2 separate regions of the Homo sapiens genome follow, and region 2 is linked to region 1. A link is a contact called in ENCODE Hi-C or POLR2A ChIA-PET data. All regions are on one chromosome and are shown on one strand. Each heading gives the region's core, a stretch centred on a gene start or an enhancer-like site at or near the end of the contact. The rest is flanking DNA. Distances are from core to core; before and after follow the strand shown.

Region 1 (7,211 bases), core at 2,525-5,024:
TGTGAAATCTGAATGTGAGATTTGGAATCTGTACTTCTTGTCTTGGTAATTGGTCACAGCCCTTTTTACAAATAATTTATTTGTAAAATGATGTTTATTCACTTAAAAGATGAAATAAGCAAGATAGCTACAATTACTGTGAAGCAATATGCAACAAAATATCATATGAATGATAACTAATTCAAGGCAACAATTCTGATTCAGCTCAAAGCTATTTTAGGACTCAGCATAAACACTACCAAAAGTTGCCAGCTCATGTTTTCTCTAGCTAACCAAGTCAGTGAGGCCAAATAAGCACTCTTTGCTACTTCCCTGTAGCTTTCTGCAAATTCACTGGTTTTAGGTATTAGGATTATACAATAAGCAGCAACATTTAATGTTATTTATCAATTATATTTAAGGTGCTTTGCTAGAGGCTAAACATACAGTATTATACTTAATCCTTACCGCAATTGTCTTAAGTTTGGTATTTTTTTCCAATGGGTTTTAAATTGTGCCTAGACTCATACAGCTAGTAAATTGCAAGTCCTAAGATTTGGATACAGGTCTGTGTAACTATAGAGCAGGATTTCTCTCCAGAGCACTGTTGACATTTGGGGCTGGATAATTGTTTTGGGGAGTTTTCCTGTGCACTGTAGAATGTTTATCAGCTTCCCTGGCCTCTATCCACTAGATTCCAGTGGCACCTTCTAGGTGTGATAACTAAAAATGTCCCCAGACATTGCCAAATGTTGGGGAGGGGTTGGGGTAAGGGGTGAAAATTGGACACAGTTGAGAACTACTGCTCTAGAACTAGGGATTTGACTGCATATTTATCTTTTTTTCATATGTATTATGCAAATTCTCCTCTTAAAGGTGGATTCCTAAAGTGTTTCATGTTTGTTTTTTCTAATTTGTTATTCTAAAATGTTAAATTATAATAACAACGTATGCTCATTATAGCAGATAATACTATAGAGTAACTATATATGAACAACAAATCTATATAGGAATGGTTAGTCTCTTAGTCTCTTCCTCTCATCTGTGCTCACCTTTTTGCTTATTTCCAGTTGGATAGCCTTGGCCAATTACTTTATTTTCCTCCTCAATTCAAATATATATTTCTGGCTGGGCTGTGTGGAGACCTCTTGCCTCTGCGGTGACTGTTTACTGGTAAGACTACAAGGAATAATTGGTGTCTGAAGTTCCAGAGGCGGTTAGGGGTCCTTCCCACAAGATTCTAACTCTGCCAGGCCTAGTTCATTGACCTCTGGGGAAGTGAGTCCAATTGCTCATCTTTGGCATTTGGATGGGAAATTTAGGTGAATGTTAGAAAAACCAACTCTAGTCTTGACTTGGGGTCTGATCAAGGACCTAACCAGATTTTGATGGCTCCTCTCTTTCTCGCAGTATCAGATACAAGGACACATTGCCAGCCATAAGTTGCTGAGGGTGGCAGAGGGGAAAAGGAGATCCTGCATGCCTTAACTCAAAAGGGACCATCAAGGTAACTTATTAGTCAGACGTTGGGAGTAAAAGAGCCCTGTGTCTGCGTTTTGGGTGCCCTGTGCCTACATAAATCCTAAAACCTCGGGTGGGTGGGGACCTAATAAGTCATCTTTCCATACCCTTCCCATCTCCAGCATCCAGTCCAAAGTACCGGGAGTCCCTTACCTGTTTGTCAAATGACTATCTGATGGAATGAATGGCTAATGAGTGAGGTAATTCCTGCCTGACCCTCTGACCGACTTTCTGTCAGCTCTCCAAGGGAGAGGCCAAAAGCCTTTCTCCTCGTACCCTCTTCCCTGGCACCTGCACTCCCGCGTCCCGCGGGCTCACCTTGTGCTGCTTCCACATGGCCCCCAGCGGCTTCACCTCGTGCTTGGCGTGCCGGCCCTCCTCCAGGCACAGATAACACACCGGGGTTCGACAGCTCACGCAGTACATGCTGTAGTTCTCCATTTCATGCTCGGGACACGTGGGGAACTTGCGGGCCGTGCTGCCCCCAGTCGCCCCCGCCCCCGCGCCTCCCGGGCTCTTGCAGCCGCCGCCTCCGCTGGGGGCGCCCTGGGCGGTGCCAGTGGGCCCGGAGGCTGCCTCGGCGGGCGGCGGCGGCGGCGGCGGCGGCTGCACCAGGCGATGCTTGGCGAAGGGTCCCCGGGATGGATGGCACTTGAGCTGGCAGGCAGAGCAGTAGAGGACGTCGCACTGCTCGCAGAGCGTGGCTGCTGGCTCTGGCGGGGTGCGGTCGCACAGCTGGCAGATGGCCACCGCCGCGGCTGCAGACGTCCCCGGCACGGCCCCGCGGCCCTGCTGGTACCGCTGCACGATGGCCTCGAGCAGCCGGTTGCGCTGGAAGCCGCGCAGGCCGCGGTGGTCCAGGGATGCGCTGCGGTGGCACTGCGGGCACGTGATGGAGCTCGAAGACGAGGACAGCGAGGAGCAGGCGGCACCCCGAGCCGCCGCAGCCGAGGAGCCGGGTGGTGCGGGCACCATGGGCAGCACGCGAACCCCGTTGGGGGACTTGAGGCTCGGGGTGTAGGACCCGTAGCCGCTGTCTGTCTCGCTGTACAAGCTGAGCTTGTCCGCGTGGTCTCCGCCACCTCCCGCACCGCCGCCGAGGCCGCCAGCTGCACTCCCGCCTGCACCGCCGCAGGCCGGGCCAGCCGCAGCGTCGTGCTCCAGAGAGGCAGCGGCGGCGGCGCCCGCCTGCAGCCCCGATCCCCGGGAAAGCAGGAGCGGCTGGGGCAGGTGCTGCTCACCGTCCGGGGTCTGCACCGCGATGGTGCGAGCGCAAGGCAGGCAGACATTGTGGGAACAGGGCAGGATGATAGGCTCCCGAAACAGAGAGCCGCACACGGGACACTTCAGCTCTTCCTCCATCGCGGCGCCGGCTGCCAGCGCTGCTCTGCGCTGGGGATGAATGGCCGGAGCTCGGGAGACTGGCGGAGGAGGACCAGCGCGGTGCGCCCCGGTGAGACGACGGGCGGGGGCATCACACGGGCATGCCCACTTCACAGCCGAGGGGCACGCCCCTCTCTCTGTCCTGTAGCCACCGCCCTAAGATGATTGAGGGGCGAGAGAAGGGAGGGGGTCCTCACCTCCTGCCCGAGGGTCCCGCACCAGCGGCTTCAACCTGCGGCCAGATTCCGGAGCCGGTCGGCTGCCCTCGCGGTGGCCTGCGAGGAGCTTTAGGTGATGAATCAGCACCAGCGCCGCCGCCGGCTGCAGCGCGCGCCTCCTCTCCACCCCAGGACCAGCGGCCGGGCTGCTGTGCGCTCGCTGCTTCAGCCCCTGGCTCCGGTGGGCGGCTACCCCGAGGCCCCCCTTCTGCCCCGGCCCAACTCCTTATCGGGGTGATAGCGAGGTGAGACAGGCAGGTGCGAAGGCCGCTCAGCCGTGGGGCTGGGATCAGCACCACGAGGCGGCGGACAGCGCCCGGGAGCCGAAGGTGGGGCTCCAGCTGCCTGCTCGCCGACCCCTGGGCCGCCACCCGCCGGGTCGCTGGGGCCGCGGCCACCTCGGCGGGACCCGACCGGCCCGGAGACAGCCGCTCACCCTACTCCTGGGCGGCTGTGGACGCCGGCTGACTGCGCCCTGGGGCTTTCTCCCTGCGGCCGGGATTGACCCGCTTCCCTGGTTCCCAGCTGCTGCTCCTGCGGCGCCTCTGACCTTGGGCCGCGCGACGCTGCAGCCGGCGGGCGGAGGGCGAGCGTCCGGCTGGCTCGGGAATCCCCTCCCCGCCTCCCTCCCGCCGCTGCCGCTGCCTCCCCGCGCGGCGCGCCGAGGAGTTGTAATTTCCAGAGCAGAGAGTAATGGGGAGGAGGGGGGAGGAGGCTTCAGCTCAGCGAATAAGGGCTCGCCTCTTGCTGCTAGGGAATCAAGGGGCAATTTTAAGGGTTTTGCAGGGAGGATCATTGTTAATAACAATCCATTATTTGGATGGAGATTGTATCTTGAATCAGTACAACGACCTGCCCCGCCCCGCCCCTGCCATCGTCTCCCTGGGCCACTCCAGTTCCACACCCCACCCCCAACCCACCGCCATAGAAGGGTGAAAACGGGATCCTAAAAAGCCAGTCGTTTAGAAATGGATAGGCAACATGGCCTGACAGTCGCTTCCTAAAACTACGATAAAGCAAAAAAATCCAAGTCCCAAAATGTCGGGCAGCCTGAAGTCCAAGGGTGAGGTTTTATTTATGAATTGAACCACAAGCCATTTTGTCTCTTCCTTTCAACCAAGGGTGCTCATCCGCGCTCCAGGTCAACTGTGTGCACGGACTGAGAGAGGACACGCGGTGCCGCTCACAAAATGGGGTTTCCTGAGAAAGGCGAGAGCGCGCCCGGGTAGACCCCTGGGAACCCAGCGCCCCCAGACCCAGCCCTACCCCGCTGCGGATGTGGCGGTGTGCGGCGGACGGGAAGGCGGCAAGCGGAGACGTTCCTTTTATGAATGGGAAAATCTCCACATTCTCCAACGCCAGCCACGAGCTGCGGGAACAGCCTCCCACCCGCGGCCCCGGCTGTTTGGTCTGCTCGGCTGTTCTTCCCCGCTGCTGCCGAGGGAAGGCTGGGTGGGGGAGGCAGAGGTGGGTGGGGACGAGCAGAAGAAAGTGCTGGCAGCGCAGCCGGCTCTGCCTACAGAAGTTTCACGCTGGCATGAAACAGATACAAATTAGGAAATCGTTTATTTAACAACGATATGAATATTGAAGTCATGCCTCCCTCCGTCCCAGGTTCTCCCGTGCTCCAAACAAAGACTAAAGACCGGAGTCGTAGCGCCAGGCGCGGGCCCAGGCTTCTGCTAGTCCCCGGGTGAGGAGGCGCAGGCTGGCGGGGTCAGGCAGGGGGAAGCTGCAGCCTGCGCCCAGGGCTTGGGGCTCTGTGCCTAGGGGACAGGAACCCCTGCAGGGGGACCCTTGGGGAGGCGCTTGGCGACGCGCTCCTGGCCGCAGCACGAAGGCCCAGAGCCTTGGAAGTCAGGACGCCCCGGGACCACTGGCCCCACTCAGCAGCTCGCTTAGGCTTTCCCTCGCTCGGATCCTGAAATGCCAAATGAATATTGTCATAATACTCATGTCTGAGAACTAAACGAGCTAGTTGCAAATACAGACGGCGTTTCCTACTTTCTGTTTTTGTTGTGGGGGCGGCGGTTGGAGTCTCTCTGGGTCGCCCAGGCTGGAGTGCAGTGGCGTGATCATAGCTCACTACAGCCTCGAACTCCTGGACTCAAGCAATCCTCCTACCTCAGCCTCCCAAGTAGCTGGGACTACAGGCCTGTGCCACCACGCCAGGCTCTGTTTTAAAATCCTATGAACCTTTAGTCCGGCTTTGCAGCTTGCTTCCAGTTTGTGCCAAAGTTGAAGAGTAGGCCAAGCTAAGGCCAGATAGAGCATCGCACAGCATTAAGAGACCTGACTCTACTTCCCCTCAGCTAGGGGACTTGGAACAATTATTTAACCAGGCATCAGTAGCCACAGATGGGAGATGGTAACAACCTTGTCCTCATCTGCCTTGTGTAGATAAAGCCACAATGAGCTGGATCCTGCCTGCAACTCTCAGATAAGCCTTCCAGAAATGTGCTATGGAATCTTCAGGGTCATGTCAGAAACGCAGTGTATGGGTAGGTCTGTAATTGAATGCACTTAAAGATGCATTTCTGTGACCCTAGCAAGTGCCATCATTTACGCCGGCTCAGCCCAGCCTCCTGGTGACCACAAGGGAAGTCATAACCTCTTATGGTTCTACTGTGAACAGGTCTGCCCCAAACCAGCAGCCATATGGCTGAAGTCCAGTCTCCTTTGTCATTTTCGGACCAAAACAAACTGCTTGGGGGTAGGGGTGGCCTCCTGGAGGGGTGTGTAACTCCTTTCCTGTACAGAAGGACTTACAGTTCAAGCACTCCTCCACTCAGACTGAGTGTAGTTTTGTTTTCCACGGGGAGGAGGTGATCTAGTACATCAGAATTCTACACCTATGCATTTCTCATGCACTCTTGTCACCTAAATAACAAAGAGACAGGCTCTCTAAAAGAAGAGAGGTTTATTTGGGAAAAAAGTACCGCAATGGAAAGATGCTTGCCATAGTAAACTCTGTGTGTATTCAGGGAGGTAACAGAAGACAGAGGTTTTTAAGGGAAAAAAATGAGGAAGATTGAATAATTGTTTTGAAATAATTACCCTTGGCTACAAATATCAATAACAGGGGTGATGCCAGCTCAAGGCTGGACAGGTAGTTGCTGGGCAGATGTCCTGATAGAAGTATTTTTTGGTGTAGGGTTATGATGGCCTCTCTGCAAGATTGTAGGTTTTGGAGTCTTTTGTAGTCATTTTTGTTACGAGGTATTTATGCACGAAAACTCTCCCTTCATGGCTCTGTCAGGGCTTTTTTTCTTTTTTTCTTTCTTTCTTTTTTTTTTTTTTTAACATTAGTGACTCCATTTGGATTCTGACAGCTTTCACTCTCAATCCCCACCACCTCAATTCTACAACATAAATCAGCTTATCCGTGCACTGTACTTTTGCTAAAACATTGTGCATTTGGGGGATTAGCATCCTACCACTCCTTTGTCTGAACTGAAGTTACAAAGCTGGCTTCAATGCTTCACTGTATATAATCATAATTGCTAACAATCGTCAACATTATTTATAAAAAGTCCTCTTTCTGTCTCAACTGTGCCATGAACCATATGCATATAGAGAAGTCATTTTAGTTCTCTGAACCTCTGTTTCTCCCTATTATAAACTTTGGGGATAAAATTCACTGAAATTTAAATTTCCTTCTGGGGCCGGGTGCGATGGCTCAAGCCTGTAATCCCAGCACTTTGGGAGGTCGAGGCGGCTGGATCACAAGGTCAGGAGTTCGAGACCAGCCTGACCAATATGGTGAAACCCTGTCTGTACTAAAAATACAGAAATTTGGCCAGGTGCAGTGGCTCACGCCTGTAATCCTAGCACTTTGAGAGGCCGAGGTGGGCAGATCAAGAGGTCAAGAGATCAAGACCATCCTGGCTAACACAGTGAAACCCCATCTCTACTAAAAATACAAAAAATTAGCCAGGTGTGGTGGCGGGCACCTGTAGTCCCAGCTACTCGGGAGGCTGAGACAGAAGAATGGTGTGAACCTAGGAGGTGGAGCTTGCAGTGAGCCAAGATCGCGCCACTGCACTCCACCCTGGGCGACAGAGGGAGACTCCGCCTCAAAAAACAAAACAAAACAAAACAAACAAACGA
Region 2 (7,211 bases), core at 2,340-4,839, 49 kb before region 1:
GGTTACATATTTGTGTCTACTTTCTAGCCATGACCTTCTTTCCTTTCCTATTAAACCCATTCTATTAACTGTGAGGAATTATAGCCAACCTCTTATTTTTTGGATTAAAAAAAGCTTATCTGTTCATTGGTAGAGATGGTGTCTTGTTCATTCCCCAGGCTGGTCTCAAACTTCTGGGCTCAAGCGATTCTCCTGCCATGGCCTCCCAAAGTACTGGAGTTACAGGCGTGAGCCACCATGTCAGGCCAAGCCTAAGCCTATCTTTTTTTTTTTTTTTTTTTTTTTTGAGATGAAGTCTCGCTCTATCACCCAGGCTGGAGTGCAGTGGTGCGATCTCGGCTCACTGGAAGCTCCGCCTCCCGGGTTCATGCCATTCTCCTACCTCAGCCTCCTGAGTAGCTGGGACTACAGGCACCCGCTACCATGCCCAGCTATTTTTTTTTTGTATTTTTAGTAGAGACAGGGTTTCACCGTGTTAGCCAGGATGGTCTCGATCTCCTGACCTCGTGATCCGCCTGCCTTGGCCTCCCAAAGTGCTGGGATTACAGGCGTAAGCCACCGCGCCCGGCCATAAGCCTATCTTTTAGGTTGCCACAAATCCCTTTTGCAAATGAGTAGAGGATCGAATCGATCAATCAGTGATTGATGTAGACTCCTCAATATTCAGGGCCACAAAACAGGACCTTGCTCCCCACACTCCAACTCCCCATCCCAAGGGGAGGAGGACTCTACTAAGACGAAGGATGGCACCTCCGTGTTTCTCCCTTCCTCACACCCTCCTGGGCTCTCATTCTTGTCTCTCTCTGTTTCAGGCCTCCTGAGCTACCAGCACTCCCCAGGGACTGAGCTCAGTCCTGAGGTCTGCGTCTCCAGAAGCTGCCACCTTAGGGCCCCTGGGTGTCCCAAGTGAACAGGTTAGAACGGAACGCCTCCAGGAAATGTCCAAGGCAGGCCAGTTGATAAGCTCTGTCTGGGAAGGCTCTGTGGTCAGCTTCTTTATGGCCCACTCTGCCCAAGGGCACTGCAGAGACCTGTGGCAAACAGTTGGGAGCAGCCAGACCAGGTCCGGCCCTGGGGAGGTGTGTACCTGCACGTTGCGGTTGAGGCTGAGGGCTGGCATGAAGACCCCGTCCACGTGGCTGAAGGCTGTGGGGCCCTGCTGCTGCCCGTTGATGAAGAAGGTGAGAGTGTGCTTATTCAGGTCCAGCAGCACGCCCACGGTGGCCCCCTTGCACACGCCACCTTCCGTCCTGGGAAGAGAGTCCCCAGGAAGACCATCACCACACCCAGCCTGGGATGTAGGTGATAACTCAGGAGAATTATTTACTTATTTAGAGACACGGTCTCACTCTGTCACCCAGGCTGGAGTGCAGTGACGCCATCTCGGTGCACAACAGCCTCGCCCTCCCAGGCTCAGGAGATCCTCCCACCTCAGCCTCCCGAGTAGCTGGGACTACAGGCGCATGACATGAGACCCAGCTAATTTTGTTTGTGTTTTTTGTAGAGATAGGAGTCTCACTATGTTACCCAGGCTGGTCTTGAACTCCTAGGCTCAAGCGATCTTCCCATTTTGGACTTCCAAAGTGCTGGGATTAAAGGCATGAGCCACTGTACCCGGCCAAGAAAATTATATATAGGATGCTGGGAACAACCTCACTTAAACATAGTCCCCAAGGTGGTGGTGAGGTGCTCTCCTGGGCACATGAGCCTTCTCTCACAGTGGACACACCTTGTTAACAGGCCATGATGAAGACTCCCCTAGAGGAACACCTCCAGGCTGTTCAACCCCCTCTTTCTGACAGCATCTGGGATCTGCGCACTAGAAAATTCGGGTTTTGATGAGAAGGTCCCATTTGAAACTGTGGAGCATGGAGAATGGGTAAGAAAGGCACCTTTTCCTGCCAAAGAAAATAACTGACTTGGCGCCCTTTTCTGTTTTAGGCAAGTGAGGATGCTGAGGTCGATGAAGATGTGGACATCCAGGCCTTCAGGAAATTTTGAAAGGCCCCTACTCAACATTGGCTCATCTTCCCAGAAACATCCTAGGGTCCCTCAAAAAGCAGCGTATGGCAGGCAGAAGGGTGCTGAAGTTGAAATCAAGTCCTCTGTCGCAGTCATTATCCCTCAGGTGACCAATAGCGGAACGTTGAGAATGTCCATTGTGCTCTTGATCAGTGTTGGCAACGTCGTACTTTGTAGGTGGTAAGAATTCACATCCACTCGGTGGAAGTGAATCTATAATAAAAGTAAGGAACATGCTCCCAAGGGGGGGCTTGGCTGACCACATCTTCTCCCATGGGCCGAATCCTGCAGACTCTCCTTCCCTTCCTTGAGGTGGTTTTTTGTTTTAGAGTGGCTGTTTCTCCCTGTGGCCCAGGCAGTGGTGCAATCATGGCTCACCGTTGCCTGGAACCCCTGGGCTCAACGGATCCTCCCACCTCAGCCTCCCGAATAGCTGGGACTGAAACGCCTAACCTTTTTACTCTAACTTGTTACTTTGAATTTTGTCCTGCTTGTCTCTTTAATCACCTAGCCTTGCTTCTCATGTAAATAAGACTCTCTCTAGCTGGGAAGGCTGGACAAACTCCAATTGACCTTTTAATTTACAAGACACTAAAGGCTCCTCACCTAACCCCCTTCCGTAAGGAGTTGGCCTGGGTAAACAGATCCTCAGCATTTCAAAAGAGCCCAATTAACTGATAAGGTACTAACACCAACAATGTATGAAGTTCTTAGGATTTTTCTCTAAGAGATAACAACATAAAACCTTGAGTTCGTGTCCGGCATAGACCTTATATCTAATTATAATGAAAGATTTAGAACCTTGCACCTGGTACCGTTGCTCTTCTTGTAACTATTTGTCTTTCAAGTTGTTTATCTCTCTGTAACTATTTTGCTTCTTTTGATTCTTGCATGTTTTTACTTCTGTAGAATTATTACATTTGAGTCCCCCTCCCCTTCCTAAACCTAAGTATAAAAGTTAATCGAGCTCGTTACTCGTGGCCGAGAGAATTTTGAGCATTAGCTGTCTCTTTGGCCACCGGCTTAATAAAGGACTCTTAATTCGTCTCAAAGTGTAGCGTTTCCTTAACTCGCCTAGGTACAACAGGACTACAGGCACACACCATGCCCGGCTAATTTTTAAATTATTTTATAGAGACGAGGGCCTCACTATGTTGCCCATGCTGGTCTTGGACTCCTGGGCTCAAGGGATCCTCCTGCCTCAGCCTCCTGAGTAGCTGAGACCACAGGCTTGAGCCACCGCGCCCGCTCAGGGCTGAGGTCTTAGCCTTAACCTTAGCAGCGCCACTCTGCTAAGAAAACCATGTTTGTCCTTCCAGATTGATAATGAGTTGATCTGCTGGACGCTGCTGGTAGGGCAGAGGGAAGGTGAGCAGCGAGGATTCACGACAGGAAGTCCCGAGGAGGACTTGGTGGGCGGCCCAGACAGGTGTTTCCGGAGAAGGCAGGGTTTCCCCCGAGGGTGCCCGGGGCGGGATCCGGCAGGTGGGAGAAGGAAACTAAAACCGCACTGTTGATGCTATTTGGACACCGACCACCGGGTGGCGGTAGTGACCCATGGGAGGTGCAGGAATGAGTCCAACCTAAGCAAAGCCTCAGGCCCCCAGTCAGCTCTGGGGTCCAACTTCCCGGCTGCCTCGGCTTCCTCCCAGATAGCGCTTACCCTACCCGATCCACATCCGAGGGTGGGAGGACATGCAGACAGGGGCAGGTTCTCTCTACCTTCTCATGGCCTCACTTCCCTTCTGCTTTTCTTACTGAGGTGGCACCAAGGGGCTGTCAAAGACAGCAAAGGCCCAAGAAGTGCTCCGCAGCCCTTGGGAGGGGTGTGGTGGCCAATGGCCAGGAGAGCTGGGGAGTCTGCACCACACAAACCAAGGCTGGGGTCCTGGGCTCAACCCTGACAGTATCAACTAGCCGCGTGACCCGAGCCGTTGTCTGACCTTCCTAAGCCCAGGCTTTTTAATATATATATTAAACAAACAAACAAAATATATATATATATATATATTTTTTTTTTTTGGTAGAGAGGAGGGTCTCACTATATTGCCCAGGCTGGTCTTGAACTCCTGGGCACAAGCGATCCTCCTGCCTCGGCCTCCCAAGTAGCTGAAACTACAGGTACACAGCACCATGCCTGGCTAATTTTTAAAATTACTATTATTTACAGAGACAGGGTCTCACTAAGTTGCCCAGGCTGGTCTCAAACACCTGGGCTCAAGCAATCCTTCTGCCTCGGCCTCCTTAAGTGCTGGGATTGCAGGTGCAAGCCACCATTCCAGCCTAAGCCCCAGTTTTATAATCTGTAAAATGGCAACAATAATAGTACCTTTGCAAGGATTAAATGAGCTCAGATACATCGAGTGCTTCCTACAGCATTGAGCACAAGTAAGGGTTTGATAAATGCTTCTTGTTATCACTCCTGCCAGCAAACAGGGTATCTGGGTGCCAGTTTGGTTTAAGCAAGCAGAGACGGAGCTGATGGGCCTGGACTTGGCCCCTCTGTGGGTGGGAGGGAGAGTGGCCAGCCTGCAGTGTCCGGGCAGAGGCACAGAGCTGCCCGCCTCTTCCCCAGGACTCAGGAGAGAAGGGGCCCTGCCTACAAGCAAAGAGGCAAGCAGATGGGGTCCTGAGGGCCCTCAGGCAAGTCCCTGGCCCAGATTAGACGTGGCTTCCCTGAGAAAGAAGAAGCTGGTCCTTCCTCTGCGGGAAGGTGCCCCAGGGGCTGTTATAGGAGCTGCAGGTGGGCCCAGAGCACTGAGAGCCTCCGGGTCAATTTTGCCTGGGGCTGGGGCCCAGCGAAGTCAAGGTCAGCTCTTGAAGTTCCTCACCCCTTCCTGCTGGGGAGATGGCCCTTAGCAGACCAGGAGCAAGGCTCCATAGCAAGGAGGTGGCTTCAGGTGGCTGCAACTTGCAACTCTCCATTTCTGGCCTTGGGGATTCTTCACCCCCACGTCCATCCCCACATGCTGGCCAGGTGTGAGCACAAAATCCCTGGGAGAGGAGAAAGAGTACAGAGCTATGGTGCAGGGGTGTTGGGGGGGCACTGCCTTCTTTGTGTCTGAGGAGAGAGACCAAGGCACCCTAGAGAAGCCCAGGCCTCAGGGGCAGCCCTGGAGGACCCATCCCCATCTGCCCTCCTAACAGAGGTCCCAGTAGTTTCACAGGCCAGGACCTGAGTCTCCTGTGTCCATGCTGGTGACCCTACTCCCAGGGCCAGTCTCAGGGCAAAGCCACAGCTGTGGGCACCCTTGGCAGGCTCGTTAGTAGTGAGCACCCCAGCCATGCCCTCTGCTACTGCCCTGTCAAGGGCCCGGCCCTGCCGAGGCTCAAGCCCACATGAGACCAGGGCAGTGGCCAGGATCACTGCAGGCAAGTTAGTGGCAATGACCTGGTCACAGCTGTGAGGACACCAGCCCCAGTGGTGCCCATTAACACCCTGCAGCAACCCAAGCTTGGGTTGACAGTTGAAAAGGAAAGTGAAGCCGTACCAGAAAGAAAACTACGAGCTCCATATCCCAGCAGAGGACCACCGTGTGGCCCGCTGGGTAACTTGGGAGACCCATCTGTGCGGGTGCTGTGAGAGTCACCATAACATACCCTCATCTGGGCTGCAGGCCAGTTCTATATGGGCAGAGTGAAGGCCTCCTAGAAAATGGAGACCAAAGTGGCTGAAAATACCTCCTCTCAATTCCTCCTGGCTTTGGGGACAGCAGAAGGGACACTGGTCTTCAGGACCCTCATTCCCAAACAACCTGTGTCCACGGGAGGCAGGATGGGGCCCAATCGCACCTGTTGGTGTGGGAGTTGCAGTGCATGAACCAGCTGCGGTTGTTGTCCACATACATGGCCCAGGCCTTGTCATCCTTGCCCAGCATCATGTCCTTGACCACGCTGGCCCTGGCCACCCCGAAGGCGGGGTCTGGGTGGTTGTCGTACCGGTCCACGTGCAGCTCCCAGTAGTGCACGCCCTTGGAGAACGCAGCTGTGCCCAGCACCACCCGGTCGTCATAGCTGCTGCAGGTGGCTGTCTGGTTGTCATTGGATAAAATGATGTCCCGATGCCCAGAGTTGGGGTCAAATGTGAACCAGGCCACTAAAAAGGGAGGAGGTGAGAGGAGCAGGGTCAGGGGATGGAATTTGCTAGTAGTTTCTAACCGGCTCAGAGACACAAACACATTCGCTTCTGTTAGAAAGTCGGCACCCAGAAGTGAAGGGTCTTTCCTGTATGATTACCACACACGTGCACACACACACAAACGTACACACATGCACACACTCCCTGCTCTGTGTTCATCCAAGTTGCCAGCCCTACGAGCCTGGCCTTGCCAAGGATTTTCAGGCCTCAAAACCTCAAATCTAGATGCATTTTCTGGTCTTGGTTTCTAAAACCCTTCCAAATGCTCACAGTTAGAAATACAGGAGGAAATAGCCTGGGAGCAGTGGTCCACGCCTGTAATCCCAGCACTTTGGGAAGCCGAGGTGGGTGGATCACCTCAGGTCAGCGGTTTGAGACCAGCCTGGCCAGCATGGTTAAACTCCGTCTCTACTAAAAATACAAAAATTCGTGGCCGGGCATGGTGGTTCACACCTGTAATCCCAGCACTTTGGGAGGCCGAGGCGGGAGGATCACGAGGTCAGGAGATCAAGACCATCCTGGCTAACACAGTGAAACCCTGTCTCTACTAAAAATACAAAAAAATTAGCCGGGCGTGGTGGCAGGTGCCTGTAGTCCCAGCCACTCGGGAGGCTGAGGCAGGAGAAAGGTGTGAACCTGGGAGACAGAGCTTGCAGTGAGCCATGATCACGCCACTACACTCCAGCTTGGGCGACAGATCAAGACTCTGTCTCAAAAAAAAAAAAAAAATTCGCTGGACATGGTGGTGGGCGCCTATAGTCCCAGCTGCTTGGGAGGCTGAGGCAGGACAATCACTTGAACAGGTTGGCAGAGGTTGCAGTGAGCCAAGATTGTGCCATTGCACTCCAGCCTGGGCAACAGAGTGGGACTTCATCTCAAAAAAAAAAAAAAAAAAGTACAGGAGGAAATCGATATTGATGAGCCACCTCATGGGTGGGAGATTTGAGACACAGAGAGGTGAAGTGATGTGGCCAAAATCACAAAGCTCAATTCTCCATTTTGCAGCCCATCAGGTGGTGCCCCCTTTTGCTCCCCAACCCCCCAGGTTGAT

What was found. Hi-C counts contacts between places; a loop is a spot of excess contacts on that map. ChIA-PET counts read pairs that join two places held with the same protein, here RNA polymerase II (POLR2A). Pooled maps may share reads with other maps.
Region 2: a map of Caco-2 shows a loop between it and region 1 (2.3-fold over the local background). The contact joins the enhancer-like site here to the promoter of TRIM67 in region 1. A Hi-C loop is called at or near these places in 5 of 168 maps with a recorded cell type or tissue (Caco-2, HepG2, K562 and 2 more) and 5 of 50 pooled maps. POLR2A ChIA-PET finds 5 or more read pairs at or near these places in 2 of 52 experiments (CD4-positive, alpha-beta memory T cell and activated CD8-positive, alpha-beta memory T cell).

What each region holds. Positions count from the first base shown.
Region 1 is chr1:231,158,621-231,165,831 of GRCh38, reverse strand. TRIM67 (tripartite motif containing 67) reads right to left here and starts at 3,774. Exons shown (of 10, transcript NM_001004342.5): 1 at 1,819-3,774. The coding sequence starts at 2,862. RefSeq lists an enhancer at 2,874-3,508 and a silencer at 3,417-3,732.
Region 2 is chr1:231,207,854-231,215,064 of GRCh38, reverse strand. TRIM67 (tripartite motif containing 67) reads right to left here. Exons shown (of 10, transcript NM_001004342.5): 8 at 5,815-6,118; 9 at 1,088-1,250. Among named protein-coding and RNA genes, the nearest start is that of TRIM67-AS1, 24 kb to the right of the region's middle. RefSeq lists enhancers at 1-104, 3,140-3,199, 3,320-3,729. Within about 2 kb of position 3,589, at least 4 of the 41 ENCODE cell types and tissues checked have a DNase peak (open chromatin) inside an H3K27ac peak, as active enhancers do.